2 separate regions of the Mus musculus genome follow, and region 1 is linked to region 2. The links are chromatin loops, found by intact Hi-C in ENCODE. Cell type or tissue: gastrocnemius. All regions are shown on one strand.

Region 1 (8,000 bases), 54 kb after region 2:
GTTACTAGAGGTAGAACTCAGAAGTCAAACCTCTCACTGAAGGAAACCTAAGGACCCGGTCTCCCCAGTTTGCCTTTGTGACTGTGTTCAGGCTGTATAGATAGGTCTGGATTTTTATTTGGGCCACCCCCAAGGCAGTAAGCCAACAGCGTTTATGAAATGACTGGTTTAGAGTTCTGGGTGCTCCAAAGACCAGGTGAAGCTGAACAGAGCCCGAGGCCCGCTGTACAACGGTAGTCCAGGAGGGGATTGCCACTGTGAGAGTTGAGACTGTCATTTATGCAGTTTAATGTTTATGACCTCAGCGTTCGCAGATATGGGGAGGGTTATCCAGCACCTTCACAAAGTCTACAAAGCGTTCACTAAACAGAGCTCCCTCCATTTCCTTCCCTACCCCATTATACTACAAGTCCCGATTCCCAAATTCATGATATCACAATATTTCTTACATCATTGCTCTCTGACCTAAAATGATTAATTCCCCCATCAAGGGGATGGGCAGGACGTAAGCAACTCACAATTATCTTAACAAATCAGCTCAGAAACCACCCTTCCTAGTTTTCAGTGAGCCAGCACCATACATACATTAGTGTATATGCACTGCACTCATAGGTGGCCTGAACAAACCCATGCCAGCTGCTAGGACACTGGGCTTCTCTCCGCCATGACGCCTGTCACACTATTCGCCTCTGCTCACACGTCTCCCTGCCCCACTGTAGGCAAAGGTCTCCTAAGGAAGGAGTGTGGTGAAGTTCACCCTAAGCATGAACTGAACGTTCCCAGAACTCAAGAAACAAAGAAGGCGTCCTGAAATTCCAAAATCCACCTCTCCTAAGCTTGTCTACTTGCTTGTCCTACTACACTTGACAGAAGAATCCAAGGACTGACAGAGACTGGATCTGATGCCTCATAAATCTTTAAAGAAAACACAAGACCCATGACCTGAGACTGAGACATGAGCTGCCACATGCTCTGAACCTGAGACTCTGGGTTTACAGCACAGCACTGGTTACTGTTGCACTTGGAATCTTGTTCTGAGGCCCCCTTACTAAAGCCTGGTCCCCAGCCGATGGGGCCTTTGGGCACAGAACATGCTGGCAGGAAGTTAGATCACCAGGGATATAACACTACAAACATTACTGGGACCTCAGGCCTTTCCTGTTCTCCCTTTTCTGTTTCAGGTAAAGAATAAAGAAGCCCCCTGTATTCATTCAGATATTCTCTCTCTCTCTCTCTCTCTCTCTCTCTCTCTCTCTCTCTCTCTCTCTCTCTCTCCTCTCCCTCCCTCCCTCCCTGTGTGTGTGTGTGTGTGTGTGTGTGTGTGTTGCTTTCATTGTATCTAATAAGGTATTTTAGTGATACTTTATGACATATTATGCAACATGACTTTGTTAAGTTACTTGGTAAAGTTCAATTTTCTTCATAATCCATCTGTAATCATTTAAAATAAATTTCCTTAAACCTGGAAACAACTGGGGTGGGGAGCTTTGAAGCCACAGACACACTCCTTCCCACTACTGACTGGAATGCTGCTGTCAAATCCTACTTTAGGGAAAGCCTGAAGCTCACACATCCCAGGATGCAGGGGTCTGCCCAGCTTCCATGCTCTGGACTTACAGAAACATGTCTAGTCCCTTTGACATATGAACACTGCCGGGCTTCTCATGGTATTATATCAAAGTCTGTCTTGGAGGTGGTCCTTCTGTTGTTCCCTTATATGTCTACTAAATCAAAAAACCTGAAAACCCACCACTTACATAAAACAAGAATAATTTATTACAAGTAATTTGTGAAGCTCTTGGCTTTTGTTGCTGAATATCCTGACTCTGGATTACAGTACAAGGAAATGTTTCTAAGATGTTAAAAGGATGTTTGCAGCTGTCCTGAATTCCTAATAATGCTCTAAGGTAAAGAGCACATGTGGAGGGTACACACAGGTCAGAAGCCAAACTCAATCTCACACCTGCAAAAAGATGGCAAAACTTGGTCAAGGCGCCCTTCCTCTGCACTTTAGATGGAGTCTGGAAACCACAGAGAAGAATAATGGATGAAAAGTCCTGGAAGCCCTGCTTGCCTTTCCTCTTCTTTCTGCAGAGAAGGCTCATCTGTCCTCCCTCCTCTCCAGTTGGGGGGAAGAGAGGCATTTACAAGCAAACAACAATGGAAGCAATAAAAATTGCACAGAACCAAAACGAGCATCACTTTCTTATACTGGTTGACGGGTAGACCACACCCCATGCTTGACTGCAAAGGAGCAGAGGGCCCAGCTGTGAGGGCTCTTAGACACCTGTACTTTAGACCTGAGAAGGCATGAAGCAGAGAGGGGGACTTGTTTTCTGTCTGGGAACGAAGATGGGAAGCTGCTTAGAACAGACCACAACAAGACAAGGGCAAGGGGAAAGGGTGGGAGTTTGAACCAAGTATGCTTCAGTTCCCTGATGGTGTAAGGTTATCTCAAAGCCACGTGAGCCAAAGCGATGCCTCAGAACAGGCTCCTTTGTTCTGGACTCACTTTGAGAGACCACACTGAAGAAGAGACTGTGGCAACAGCAGTCTGGACGGAAGGATTAAAGGCTGGAGTGAAGTGTAAAGAACCATGGGTTGTTTAGTAACAATGAGCAAATTCAGATTGCTAAGCACGTGACCATGAGATGTGATGGTGTAGCTGTCCAGGGAGGAGTGGGAAGTACCTCAGGTTTACAGCTCTTACATTCAGTGAAGGGCTGAAGCAGATCACTACGCACTTAACAAAAACAAAATGAAACAGAGCCTAGACACACAGGAGTCGGGTCACAGCAGCGCGGTCAAGCACAGCAGCTGACACTTCAGCCATGCCCGTGGTGGTGAGGCCGGGCTCTGGCCACCACAGTGAGGGTCAATGCAGAGAGGAGGAACAAAACCCTGCACCTATGACAGAGTGACCAGTAACACAGGGCCTGCTGCAGCAGCTGACCCCCTGTGACCTGATGCTACCAGGAGATGGACAAGCAGGATTTGAGACACTCAGAGATTAGCTGTGGTGATTCCTGGCTCCTCTGTGTCTTTCCAGAGCAGAACAGATGCATGTCTTGGCCAAAGCTGTTCCTACTGTGATATAAAGACAACAGGAAAGGGAAGATGGCAGCTACAGTCTATAACTGGGGGGTGTGGGGGTGGGGTAGGGAAAAGATGTGGCTGTTTTAAAACAAGTAAAAAATAAATAAATAAATAAAGACAAAGAAAACAGAAAGCTTAAGCACTCCACAAAAGGCCTGAGGGAATTGCAAAAAGCTCTAGATAGTATTTTCTCAGAGATGCCAAACATTACCACAGATATGGGTACCTATCGCTCACTACCGCGGACCTCTGGATCTCCAAAGCTTGACCTTAAACTTCCTACAATGGTTATGCCCTTCCGTCTCCAAAAGTGCATCTGGAAGCTTCTATGCCTTACAGTCAGTCCCATGACCCGAGAGGAGATCAGCAAAACCAAACAGACACTCCTCACCCCGCATCTACTCAATCTTGTTCAATGACTGCTGATCAATGCGGATTGCAAGGAACGTGGAGACAAAAGGTCAAAACTGGGGACCTGGGCAAAATAGTTCAGCAAGGAGACTTACTTGCTGCAGAACCTGACAACCTGAACTTGCCCTCTGGAAACCATACTGTAGGAGAGAACCAACTCCCACAGGTCGTCCTGTCCTCTACACAGGAAGGTCACATGCATCCACACACATGTGGGTCCTCATTCCACCCTGCCACTGGGCATAGCTGCTGGGGGCTGAAATGCCGGGAGCTTGACGGCACTTAACCAACACCTGGGTGCTGGGCTTCAGGGGAGCACTGAGACACCTCTCCGGGGATGGGAAAACACAGTCCAAGATATGGAAAGCCGAAGCTGGTATTCCCTGATTCCCCAGTCACCCAGGCGCCACTGGGGACAGCAGAGAGGAGTCGGGGATGAAGTGTTGAAGGTCCACAGGCCTGAATGAGGCCAAGGACGGTTGGGGACCCAAGGGCTGAGGAGGGTGTCTAGCCAGGGGCCAGGACTGGGAGCTCTGGCTTAGCTCATCAGGGAAGGTGATGTGGCAGCTGTCTGGGGGCACAGATGGGCCTTCTAAGGGAGATTTAACTGCAGCTCTGAAGGCAAAGGCCTCTCCATGTTCCCAAAGGTCGTTCTTGATGGAAGAGACAGTCCTGGATTACTGGTTGTCCGCTGTGGAAAATGGATGTGTACAAAGTTCTCAGGGTGGACCAGAGATTCAAAACCTTTTGTAGGGAGGAAGGAGGAGCTTATTGGCTAAACTCTCAGGGCATCTAGGTACCTCATCAGTATGGAGAACTCTGTGTCTATGTGACCACAGGTCACATTTCCTTATGTGGGAAGTGTGGCACGTGTTCCAGGTCAGAAATCTGGCAGAGAGCAGGGAGCTGCCTACCATCTCAGATGGGTACCCTGAGTTTCTGGCAAAAACTCTACCTTCCATGTTTCCTGGCAAAATCCACTGTCTGCCTCTCTCTGTCTCTGTCTCTGTCTCTGTCTCTGTCTCTCTCTCTCTCTCTCTCTCTCTCTCTCTCTCTCTCTCTCTCACACACACACACACACACACACACACACACACACACACACACTAAACGAAGCAAGCAAGCAAGCAAGCAAACCTGCCATACTTTTACAATCGGCCCAACAGCCCTGGCTGACGATTTATGGCATTCAGACATATGAAGTCCTAAAACTCTATGGTGATTTATCTGACCAGCCAGTCTCATGAAAAACAATTAGAATGTAAAATTTACTCTTAAACAAGACAGTGGAATGTCACCTGCCCATCTAGATATACTCCTACACAAACGACCCAGGAGCTAAGAGCAAGCAACCTCTGTAACCCCACAAAAAGGCCCTTCCCAAGGTGCTGCTGTCCTCTCTGGGGGGTGGGTGTGGGGAGAGATAGAGAGAGACAGTTAAAAACTACCTTTATGCCCTTAGGAATAAAACAGCTTTTAAACAAATAGTACACACAAAGAAGAAGCCGATAGTCTGGTTACAAAGCATTCACCAATTTAAAGAAAGACTCAGTTTGGAACACTTCAATTTTTAGTCTACAAACCACTGCTAGAATTAACACAAGTACTATTTTTGTAAACGTTGATACATATCCTACTTGAGAGTAAATGTTTGTTATCAAGTTATTGTTCCAGGAGTGATTCTTTCTAATTTCTCCAGGTCCACTTCTGGCGGTTTTGTTTTGTAGAGCCTTTATCCTGAGGTACACAGTGCTGCCATTCTTGTTTGTATCCATTCCTCTCAATTCAGGCATGGGAAAAAAAGATGCAAGTTCCTGCTCCTGAGCACTAAATTGAATCAGGTGTCCTCTTCTCTTAAGAAAATTAAGTTGCTCTTGTGCTGGCGTGTTTTAATGAGAGCGGAGCCAGCCGACAGTGACGAATGGCAACGACACCGGGGAGAGCATGTAAGCAGGACAATATGTGCATGGCGCAGGCTTACAGCCTATTTTTCAGTGACTACTCTCAATGACTTCGCTGTTTCTTAAGGGGCCTATTAATCTCAAATTTAGTTATTACACAACGTTTATTTGAACATATATTCTGTGGATGATGACAGTTAATAAAGGAAATCTTTCACAAGCTGTATTTTTACATATTGTTCCAACTCCAGCTCCTGGTCCTTTGATGGTATTGATGGAATAGTTCACATTGTTTGCACCAGGCTTATTTTTTTTTAAGGCACATATATTCAGATTCTTTTCTAAGCACATGGGGACTCTTAAATAACCGTTAAAATGCATAAGAAAAAAAGTCCTAACACAAAATGGTAAAAGTAAAAGGACATTTAACTGGTCAACAACCAAAAAAAAAAAAAAAAAAAAACAATGTTTAATGTGCAAACTGACCCTTCTAAGACAAGCAGATGCCTTTTAACACTTTTAAAGCTCGGTGCCTGATTTGCAACAGCCCTTGCATACCAATCTACTCTCACGATGAGCAGAGACAGAGACAGAGGGCAAAATCAATTTCTTGAGGTGCAAAAAGAATCAAATAACAGCTACAGTGCTTTGCTCCCTGGCCTGCTTTTTCCATAAAATACCAGGCACCAGAAACGGTGCAGAGTCTGCAGTTGTTTCTAGTCAGCTTAAAAGGATCCTTTTCACATTTTCCTCAGAACATTTATCAACTCAAATAGATCCACCAATTCAGGCTTTGGTTCCGGTTCTGGGAGAAGCAGTTACTTTAAGTGAAATTGGTACATAATAAAAAAGTAAAATGTCACTGCAGCCTAGAGGAAGACTTGCAAATGTCCTTTACCATCGAGATGCATGTGACTTCCTCCTGAAATCTCAGTTTCAATAAAATCTGAATATTCTCCTGGCCAGGATCCTTAGATCTGCCGGCAAGCCCTTTACCAGGAAGAAATCAAACTCCGGAGAGGAGAGAAGTCCTCCCCGAGGCCATGGGGCTCGCAGAGAGCCAGAAAGAAAGTCCAATCTAGCCATTCTGCTGGCCTCTCTGCCACACTGGCCAGTTTAAACAGACATCCATAGACAGTGGCTTTTACACTTAGATTATAAATAGGGAAATAAATATGCAGAGGCCAATATAATAAAACGTTTATGGTTATGCGGGAGAATGGGACTATAAACATTTTCTCCTTCATGCTATTCCTTGATTTTTAAGGATTTTGTATTGTCAATATATTTAATAAGGAGGAAAACATGGAATAAGTGTTAGATATTAAGCATACTTAGAGTCTTACTCACCAAGCTTTGAGCAAGCAAACAAAGCACAAGAGTGTGTCTACATCGGAAGGACTCAGTCAGGGTCTGGCTGAAGCTGACTGACTGGACTGCAGACCTACCTGGCCTTCTTCACTGAACCATCACTACTGAAAGAATGAACTGTGGGTACAAACTAGCATATCAAGTCTTCCACTCAAAACACAGAAAATTTGCTTTGCTTATACCATAATAACCACATATAAATATCTACAATGTCTTGGAACAGAAATCAGCTAGATTGTGACATAGTACTTGACATTTTTTTGATATACCAATTTCCTGATACTCCTTGAAGTTTGGTTTTTCTTAATCTTATCTGATCTCCACAAAAAGAAATAAACCAAATATCCCTCTACTTATTCATTTGTACAACACAAATTTGTTAAGCTTATTTTGTATTTTTGAATACAGAAAGTTAATAGCCTATAGAGTCACAGTTAAGAACGACAGCCTAAAACAAAGTCAATGACTTTAAAGGGTTAAGAAAACCTGGCAGTGAAGGACCCCATTTTCCTTACAGGGCGTGTCAATATCTCCTAGTGGCATACAACTAGCATTTCTCTGATCAATTAATGGACGCTCTATTCAATGCCAACCATGGACAAAGCTCTCAGCACACCAGGAGAAAATCTGGCCCACAAACTCCCTTGGCACTGTGTGAAGAAGGGCGTCCACAAAACGGAAGTGACAACCTCTGTCAAAGCAATCTAGGGTTTCTTTCAAGTTTTAGACTCTAGCTTCTTCTCGACTCTGAAATTTCTGCTCCTTTCCATCCATTAGGGCAGGAGATCTCAGAGCTGCTTAAGAGGGCAATGGATCAATCCCTCAGCAACGGCTCTCCTCACCTTTTCATTAGCAGTAAAGTAGCTTTCCTACCGTCTTCAGGGAAATAACACAACATAGCGCAGTCGCAGAGCTGCCATGGCCCTCTATCAGCCACCCAATCCAGGCCCTTTTCCTCAAAAAGGGTATCACTGGCGTCACTAACAACAAGGCCTGTCCACCCTTCATAGTCTTCAGAGTCAGCAGCTGGAGCAGTTCTTCTAGAGTTTCAGATTTAGAATATAAGTTAGAAATGACACTTTCAATACCAAGCTCGTCTCTTTCCTAACACACATACTGGAGATTATTTTTTCACGAGGGGCCCCTCGATGTCTCCATTCCAAGTCCTGAGTGGTGGTAACTGGTGAACTGGCTCTCAAAAAGAACAGCAATATGTGGTGC
Region 2 (8,000 bases):
AGGCCAGGCAGGCACAGCAAAAGGACCCAGAACTGCCGGGCATACGGAGGCAGCGTTAGAATCCCGCTGGTTCACTTCCCCCTTCCTTCACAGAACTCAGGGTGCATCTGCAAGAAAACTTGCTTTTATGAAAACAAGCGTTTATTTTGCACTACTCTTCTTTGCTTCACGCTTCACGCTCTTTCCTGTTTCCTGCTGTGGTGTGCATAGGAAGTGTCCCCCACAGGCTCCCAAGTGTTTGAAACTTGGCTCCCAGCTGGTGTTTTTGGAAGTTGGGGACTCAAGCATCAAGAGTGGGTGGGTCTTCAGGGTTCCAGACCACCCCTATTTTTGGAATCACTTTCTGCTTCCTGCTCTGACAAGATGTAAAGAAGCCATGTGGCAAGCTCCTGCCACCACAGTCTGGAATGCCCTAACCCCAACCACTCCTTTCCCACAATTACCCTCTAGTCTTCTCTTCTTTCAGGTAGAGTGTGTGTGTGTGTGTGTGTGTGTGTGTGTGTGCGCACACGCTTGTGTGTGTGACCGCTACAAAAAACAAAAAAATCACTAATACTCATCTTTCCAAGTGCTTACTTGGAAAGAAGGGAGAGAGATAAAGTCAGTAAGTCATATCACGGCCAGGGAAAGATGATCTAGCAATCAACCTCAGAGGTTAATTTGGCCATTTTCCTGGTAACTTGAGAAAGCAATCTATGTTCTTTGCAAGAAAAGAAAGTAAAAATAACCACATTTGTGAATGGCATGCATAACAGTGCCTTAATACAAATCCCTCAGATTTAGGTTTTGAAACAAACTCAGACTCCCCTAACCAAATGTTCTCCTCAGTGCATTCATATTTATCTCCCTCTAGAACTGAGGTTCCAAGGATGGACACAGCTCATTCCTGAACGGACTTCTCAGATTCCTCACTCATTATCTTACAGTGCAGCAGGAATGTGACATAATGCAAATAAGGAGTCACAGGACAGAATAAAGGCATCCAAATCCACCTCTTACAGCCACAGCGGGACTCGGGCGGCGCATCCTTCTCTGCTGCTGTGCCAAGACACCCAAGGAAAGAGGGTTTACAGTTTGAGCTGTTCTTACATTTATTTTTCTCTGTGTGAGTGTTTGCCTGTGGAGGTGGGAGGGCACATGAGACTTTCTGGAACTGGAGTTATAGATGTTATGAGTGGTCGTGCGTGTGCTGGGAACTGACCCCAGGCCTTCTACAGGTGTCCCCAAGCCTTCTCTCTAAGCCACTGAGACATTTCTCTTAGCCACTGAGCTACCTCTCTGGGCCCTGCTACCACATTCCTGAATTTCATTTTACTGACTTGTATCACAGAAGTGTTGTTTTTGATCTTAGTGGGTATCTCTGGCAAATGCTTAGGAAGTCAAAGCCAGGAACCACTTGGTTGGTCCAAATGGAGTGTGGATAACGGAAGGGGCCACAGGAACAGAACAGACATTAGCTTCCAGGGCTGTGTAGAATTTTAGTAGAAGAGGATGGAACCAAGGGATTCATATTAAAAGGAGCTTCATGAGGAAGTAAGTGGACTTGTGAGCTGTGTGTGGTATATATAAAAGCAGCTAAGCCTGCACTCACAGGTTCTCATTGCAGTGTTATAAGGAGGAAGGCTGCTGAGCTAATATGAAACTGACCCACGTTAATGGTTTGCCGAAGAAAGGATAGGTCCTGGGTTCCCAAAGACAAAAACTGTTGCTCATCAATCCAGGTCACATATACATTATAGTTCATAGCAGAAGCAAAAATTACTTATGAAGTAGCAACAAATTAATTTTATGGTTGGACATCACCACAACGTGAGGAACTGTTTGAAAGGGTTGCAGTATTAGGAACGGTGAGAAGCACTACTCGGGAAAGAGAATGCATTTTATGGGAAGAGAGCGGAGGGGAGTCAGTACTTGGGAGGAAGGCAGGATCCAGGCTAAGACCAAAGATCAATACACGGGAGTATGTAACCTTTGTTTTTGGCACATAAGGTATAAGGATGTTTTTGTATGCCAAGAGAAATGAAACTAGTAATCAAGAATTTATCAGGGATACTCCCCACTTGACCAGAGAGGTTAGCATAGTCTCTTTGTGTTTGTCTCTTTGCCTCTGCTTCATTAGCCCTTCTTTTCTCTCTTTGTTTACAAAAACAAGAACAAATGATACAAATATACTGGCCTTTAACAAAAAACGTAATTCACAATATAGCTTTCCCCTGCCCCTGAATCCAAGGGCACTGTGATGCACATAGATAAGCACCCTATCTCTTCATCAAGCAGAGCTTGGGTGAGCAGGCGCTTAAGGGCAGCCTAGACTGGAGAGCCTCATGGATGTCCAGAGAAGACACTGACACACTTGGGAGTGCTACATCTACGCTGAAGAGAGTGGACAAAGCAAGGCTGTTCTAGCTGGTTTCATTTTGCATGGGTTGTGTGACAGATTTGATTTCCAGCCTACAGATTTCTTAGAGATGTGAATAAAATGAGGTTTAGTCAACTACAGAGAATACAGAATAAGGTTGAGAAAATACCATCAAAAAGGCCTCAGTCACCACCCCCAACAGCTGTGGCTGATTGGCATCTGGATCTGCGAAGGGAGCGTAGAGTTCACCGTGCCCAACTGACTGCGTCTGTCTGGCCTTGGCAACCGAAAGCCCAGTGGGAAGGCTGATGATAGAAGATCAGATAATCTGCAAAGCAGATAATCTGCGACTCACAATGGAGCATTAGAACAGTCTAGTCGACCACCTGAGCCCCCATAAAATGCCCTTTCCAGCCTACATCAGAGCTTCTGAGGCTATTGACCCAAGCCCAGAGGCAGAGCGGAGGCTCACAATTAAAAGGCTTTGACCCAATTTCTGACCTCAATGTCCGCTTCCTGTGGAGACTGTCTGAACTGACCTAGCAGAATTGCGGAGTTTAGGAATAGAGCCCAAATTACTTCCATTTTATGGTCACACTCACCAAACCATCAAGGCTCTATGTGTTTGGATATATGCTGTCCAACAGCCCAAAACAGTCTATAACCATTGGTGTTTATAGATGGTTATGTTGTTCCCAGAAATTACTTATCTCTTACTCTTATCAAAGCGAATCTTTATGAGACAGTAGCACCTCCTGCGATTGTTTATTGAAGCAGGTCGCTCAGGAGCCTTGGAGAGATCACTGTCACAAACATATCCTTGGAAGACTGGATCGCCAATAGGACTTAGTTCTGTAACCATTGCAGACGGTACAATTAAATGTGTTCAGTACTAAGATAACTAGTTTAAAATGAATTTAGGAATATAAGTATATACATAGACATAGATACATGTAATAACAATGAAAAAATGAAGTCATGAATTTGAAAGAGAATTATAAGGGATATATGGGGGTGGAGAGAGGAAAGGGAAGAGGGAATGTTGTAATTACATTATAATCTCAACAATCAAAAAAGAAATATTCTCTCATTTCATTGCCTATAAGGTTGAATAACTGAGAAGTTCAGAGAAATGAGGAGTTAGCTTCCCGAAGACAAAGGTTCCAAGCTGGAGAAACAGTTACCTGAAAGAAACATGTTGTAATTGAAAGTCAGAGCTAGTTGGGGAGTCCTTTGCTCTACACTACAGCATCCACTTCTGTATCTATTACTCTTTCCAAAGGCCATGTGAATAGGAGTCTACTCTTCTCCTGGCTGCTTCTCAGTGCTGTGCCAACTGAGTTTCAGGACAAATAGATGATTCCTAGCTGAGGGATATGAAGTTCCTTATAGCTTCAAAGTGGCCTGGCTCTCGACAGATTATACAGTTCAAAGTTCACTCAGTTATTCATGCTACACAAATAGCTGCTTGCCAAATAGCTGTCAGTGTCTAAATCCCAGGAGGACGGAAGAGACCATGAGAGACCAAGCAAGACAGCTAACTTCCTGTTTCTTAAAAGGCATCTGAGCAAAATTTGATATCCACTGGGAAGGAAGCGACTTAACTAGCTATGGACAGAAGTGTAGCGAAAGGTACAACTGACTGAATAAAATTCACTTGGACCCAGCGATTCTTAGCTCTCATCCCTCTGAGCCAACCTACAGCTCTCTCAGGGAGGAAACCAAAATGGACAACTATGGGAAAAACCTAAGGGGAAAATGCCCTTTTCTTTGAGTATATGTGAGTCTTCCACAAAGGCATGCACGCTGCCAGAGTTAGCTATGCATTTAGTAATTGAGGGACACTGTGCCAGTAGACTTGTGACATACACTTACAAGATGATGATTATAGAAATTCTGATTAAACTGAGAACTTTGTCTCATAAAAGCTACTTACCATCAATGTATAAAACATTATCTTTAGGTAATGTATTTTGCTTTTTTTTTTTCAAACTGCCAACATTTATTTTTTAGTTTAGAAAATCATCCCACTCAGCAGTGTACTTAGCTTCAGCCGCACAGCTCCGAGCACCTGCTTCACACGGGGCACTAACGTGGCCGGTGCAGAAGAGCTGCAGAGAGCGTCGCCATCACAGTGCAGAATGTAGCTGGCATGCTTTGCAGCAAAGCCATCTGATCCCTATATGCAATTGTATCAGTACACACAAATATATAAGCCAGTACCTCTATATGTTACCATTCCCCCTCCCCTTTGGCTTTTCTGAGACAGGCTTTCTCTGTGTAGCCCTGGCTGTCCTGGAACTCACTCTGTAGACCAGGCTGGCCAGACTCAGAAATCCACCTGCCTCTGCCTCCCAAGTGCTGGGATTAAAAGTGTGTGCCACCACTGCCCAGCTACCATTATGATTATTATATTGTGCAGTTTTCCTATACTTTCCCTTTTAAACTTTATTAACACTTTAATGAAAGAATAAAATATTTACTTACAGAAGCATAAAAGTAGAAATTGTTATTCTAATTTCTATAATTTCAGAGAGTAGCTATGGCACACAGGCATAGTAGACTTACTAAATTTAAACAGTTTCAAAATCTCCTGAGTAAGGGAATCCTGCCCACCATTTCAGCAAAATCTCCAATCTGTCTGTCAGCTGCTTATCTGTAAAGAGAATTCTACCCCACAGACAGAACCCGGTTCTTCTGTAGGAACTGAACTTCATACATCCTGGTGGTCCAAAAGTAGCTCCGGGACTTAGCAAGGGGCCTGTGGGGATTGTACTCCTTCATTAGCTTCTTAGTAAATCTGCCTCTGGCTGTCACCCTGTAAAAGTTTCATTCCTGGAATGACGTCAACAGAGCAACAAACATCTCAAAAGTTAGGGCGGAAACACACTGCCTTAAGTTAATTATGAGAGCTATATGGTCATCTGTGTAATTGAACCACCAAGGCACCCCCCAGAAACCTACTCTACAGGACCAGACGGTTTGCAGTGTCAGGAGGAGGCTCAAGGTTAATCGCTCATTTCCGCCCTCAATCCGTCTCAATTACTGTTAAAGGATGCTGCAATTAGTCACCCCCTCCCTCTCCGGGGGAAAGGCAGAGATTACAGATAACTCATCCCAAACAGACTGCTCGCTTTGAGCCTCACTGGAGACCAGCAAGGTTTGCTATCACACACTCTGCAATCCGTCAGTGCCACTCTCTGGTCAGACAAAGAGGAGCCATCCATCTTTAGGGAAGCAAGGGCTTCTTTTCCCTTCCCCTAAAGGAGCAAATTCTTCTCCCAAGCACTTGCCCCAAGACAGCCTTAGGCAGTTGTTCTTAAAAACCACCCTTGGATGGCCCACTCTGGAGGCCAGCCCCTAAGCTGCGCCTGTGTTCTCAGTCACCCGGGGGACTTTCCATGCTCTTTACTCCCCACTGGTTAATAGAGCGCTGAGCTTCAGTGCTAACCTCTGCAAAAGCAAGCTCTTCAGTATCTCTTTAAGAAGCACTTGGGGGTCAACGGCTTATAGACCTTACCCTCAAATATGATTTCTAAATTCAGAAGAAAAAATAAAATGTTTCCCATATTTAGGGAAGGCATAAGCTCTTTCTAAATATGTGGGATACTAATGAATTCTAATCCAGCAAGGGCTTGGTTATGCTTTACCTCTACAAAAGCAGGTTGTGGGTGGGTGGGAGAATACCCTCATAGAAGCAGGGGGTGGGGGATGGGATTCGGGGCCTGAGGCGGGGGGAGGGAGGGGGGAGACTGGGAAACGGGATAACATTTGAAATATAAATAAAGAAAATATCCAATAAAAATAAGAATAGAGTCATATTAAAAAAGTTAGATAAAAACACAGATGACATGAATTATACAGAGAACAGTAGGGAGAGAAATGAAAGAAAACAATTGTAAAGACCTTTAGTGTTTGAGACACAATAAAAATGCTAATCTTAAAAAAAAAAAAAAAGAAAAGAAAAGAAAAGAAAACAAATCCTAAAAGCCAAACCAAACCAAAAGCAGAAGTGTATGAGTTCCATTACCTGTGATGGCGCACGAGTGTGCTGTGCACTTCCTGTTATGAAGCATGAATGTGCTGTGCACTTCCTGTTATGGAGCACGAATGTGCTGTGAACTTCCTGTTATGGAGCATGAGTGTGCTGTGCACTTCCAGCAGCATGCGGCCCTTAGGTGCACGTAATTACCTTCCTGGGTAAGCTTTTAGAAGCTGATGACTCTCCTGGGGAGAGGCTCAGTTTGCTCCAGGCCTGGGTGTGGTGATCAATTTCTAACTGGTCCCATCCCTATCAGTGCCATTCCTGAATCTGCAGGACATGAACACCATGGGGCAGTTACTGGTTCAGGGACAGCTTCACTCAATAGCTTACAGATTTCCAGGGACTGCACAGGGCAGATGATAGGGGACCTGGGGCCATTTCCCTGTCTGTACCCTCAGTGACTATAGGGAGCCGGCATGCATTTTAATACTCAGTAAATTTACAGAAATCACAGAATGCACATCATCAAATAGTGATCATGTGTCTTAAAAACTAGGTGTGGTGGCTCACGCCTTTAATCCCAGCACTTAGAAGGCAGAGGCAGACAGATTTCTGAGTTCGAGGCCAGCCTGGTCTACAAAGAGAGTTCCAGGACAGTCAGGGCTATACAGAGAAACCCTGGCTTGAAAATGAAAAAAACAAAAAACAAAAGACTGACTTCAAATGGTACTGCTCAAGGCATAGTGAAGGACCAGAAGAATTGTAGATATTAACATGGTATACTAAAAAAAAGCCTTGCAGCTATTTTATAAGGAGCCAGGATAGATGCTATTGTCCTGAGAAGTCCTTAGTATAGACATATTCTTAATATATAACAATGGCTAAATTCCAGAACTCAGGAGAGTGAAAATATTCCAAAAGCATTTAAATCAAATCATTTTTAAATTTCACATAAAAATCAATCATTATATATTGTGTTTTCTCATCAGAAGGTATGCAGCTTTGAACAATGTAAAATTCCAAAACTCAATCTAGACTCACAAAAGCTTCTCTATCATGGGCCCCAAATATCTCCATACATCAAGATCTACTTAGATTCATCCTGGTGGGCTGGAGCTTTTGCTAGGGATGAAACCTGCTTTCCTTGGTACCTTCCCAAGTCCTTACAGTATCTTCTCCATGATGACCTTCAGAGCTGCACCTGTCACAGCTTGCAAGCACTGCTGTCGGCGCAGTGATCACTCTGTTTTGCTTTCCATCATCAATTCAGAAGACTTAGGAAAGTAAATAGATATGAGCAAGTAATTCAAGGTGATTCTCGGAGACTGGACGGTTTCTTAGTAACAGTAAACAGGCCATGTCATAAGTCTTGATCCACATAGTCCTCTGCAAATTCTCCAAATTTATGTCATTCTCTCAATCACCATAGGTTACTCTCCTGTTCTAAATCTGGGCAACGTGAAGCTTAGAAGGAATCAACAACGAGCTACGATGGCCACTGAGATATGACTTCACACTGGTGTCACATGCTTTATAATAATAACAGCAATGAAGGCAGCTAAGAGGTTATGACACTCAAGGAATACTCGCTGAATGGAATCCGTGTTCTAAGCAGCACCTATTCCCTTGATTATATAACATCAGATGGGTGTGGTA

What was found. A loop is a pair of places that touch in the nucleus more often than their neighbours do. Peaks named below come from ENCODE experiments on the same cell type or tissue, not always from the same donor. Only the 100,000 strongest peaks of a DNase experiment are listed, where the experiment ranks them.
Region 1: a loop joins it to region 2, with 1.9 times the contacts of the local background. A loop is called at or near these places in 5 of 42 quality-filtered maps.

The regions. Positions count from the first base shown.
Region 1 is chr8:78,569,169-78,577,168 of GRCm38, reverse strand. All of the region lies in intron 4 of Slc10a7 (solute carrier family 10 (sodium/bile acid cotransporter family), member 7), which reads right to left. Among named protein-coding and RNA genes, the nearest start is that of Slc10a7, 64 kb to the right of the region's middle. In gastrocnemius, no CTCF peak of the experiment used is centred here; a DNase peak (open chromatin) is centred at 4,408; H3K4me3 peaks cover 2,348 bases; H3K27ac peaks cover 2,930 bases.
Region 2 is chr8:78,622,676-78,630,675 of GRCm38, reverse strand. All of the region lies in intron 5 of Slc10a7 (solute carrier family 10 (sodium/bile acid cotransporter family), member 7), which reads right to left. Among named protein-coding and RNA genes, the nearest start is that of Gm39203, 48 kb to the left of the region's middle. In gastrocnemius, no CTCF peak of the experiment used is centred here; no DNase peak of the experiment used is centred here; H3K27ac peaks cover 729 bases.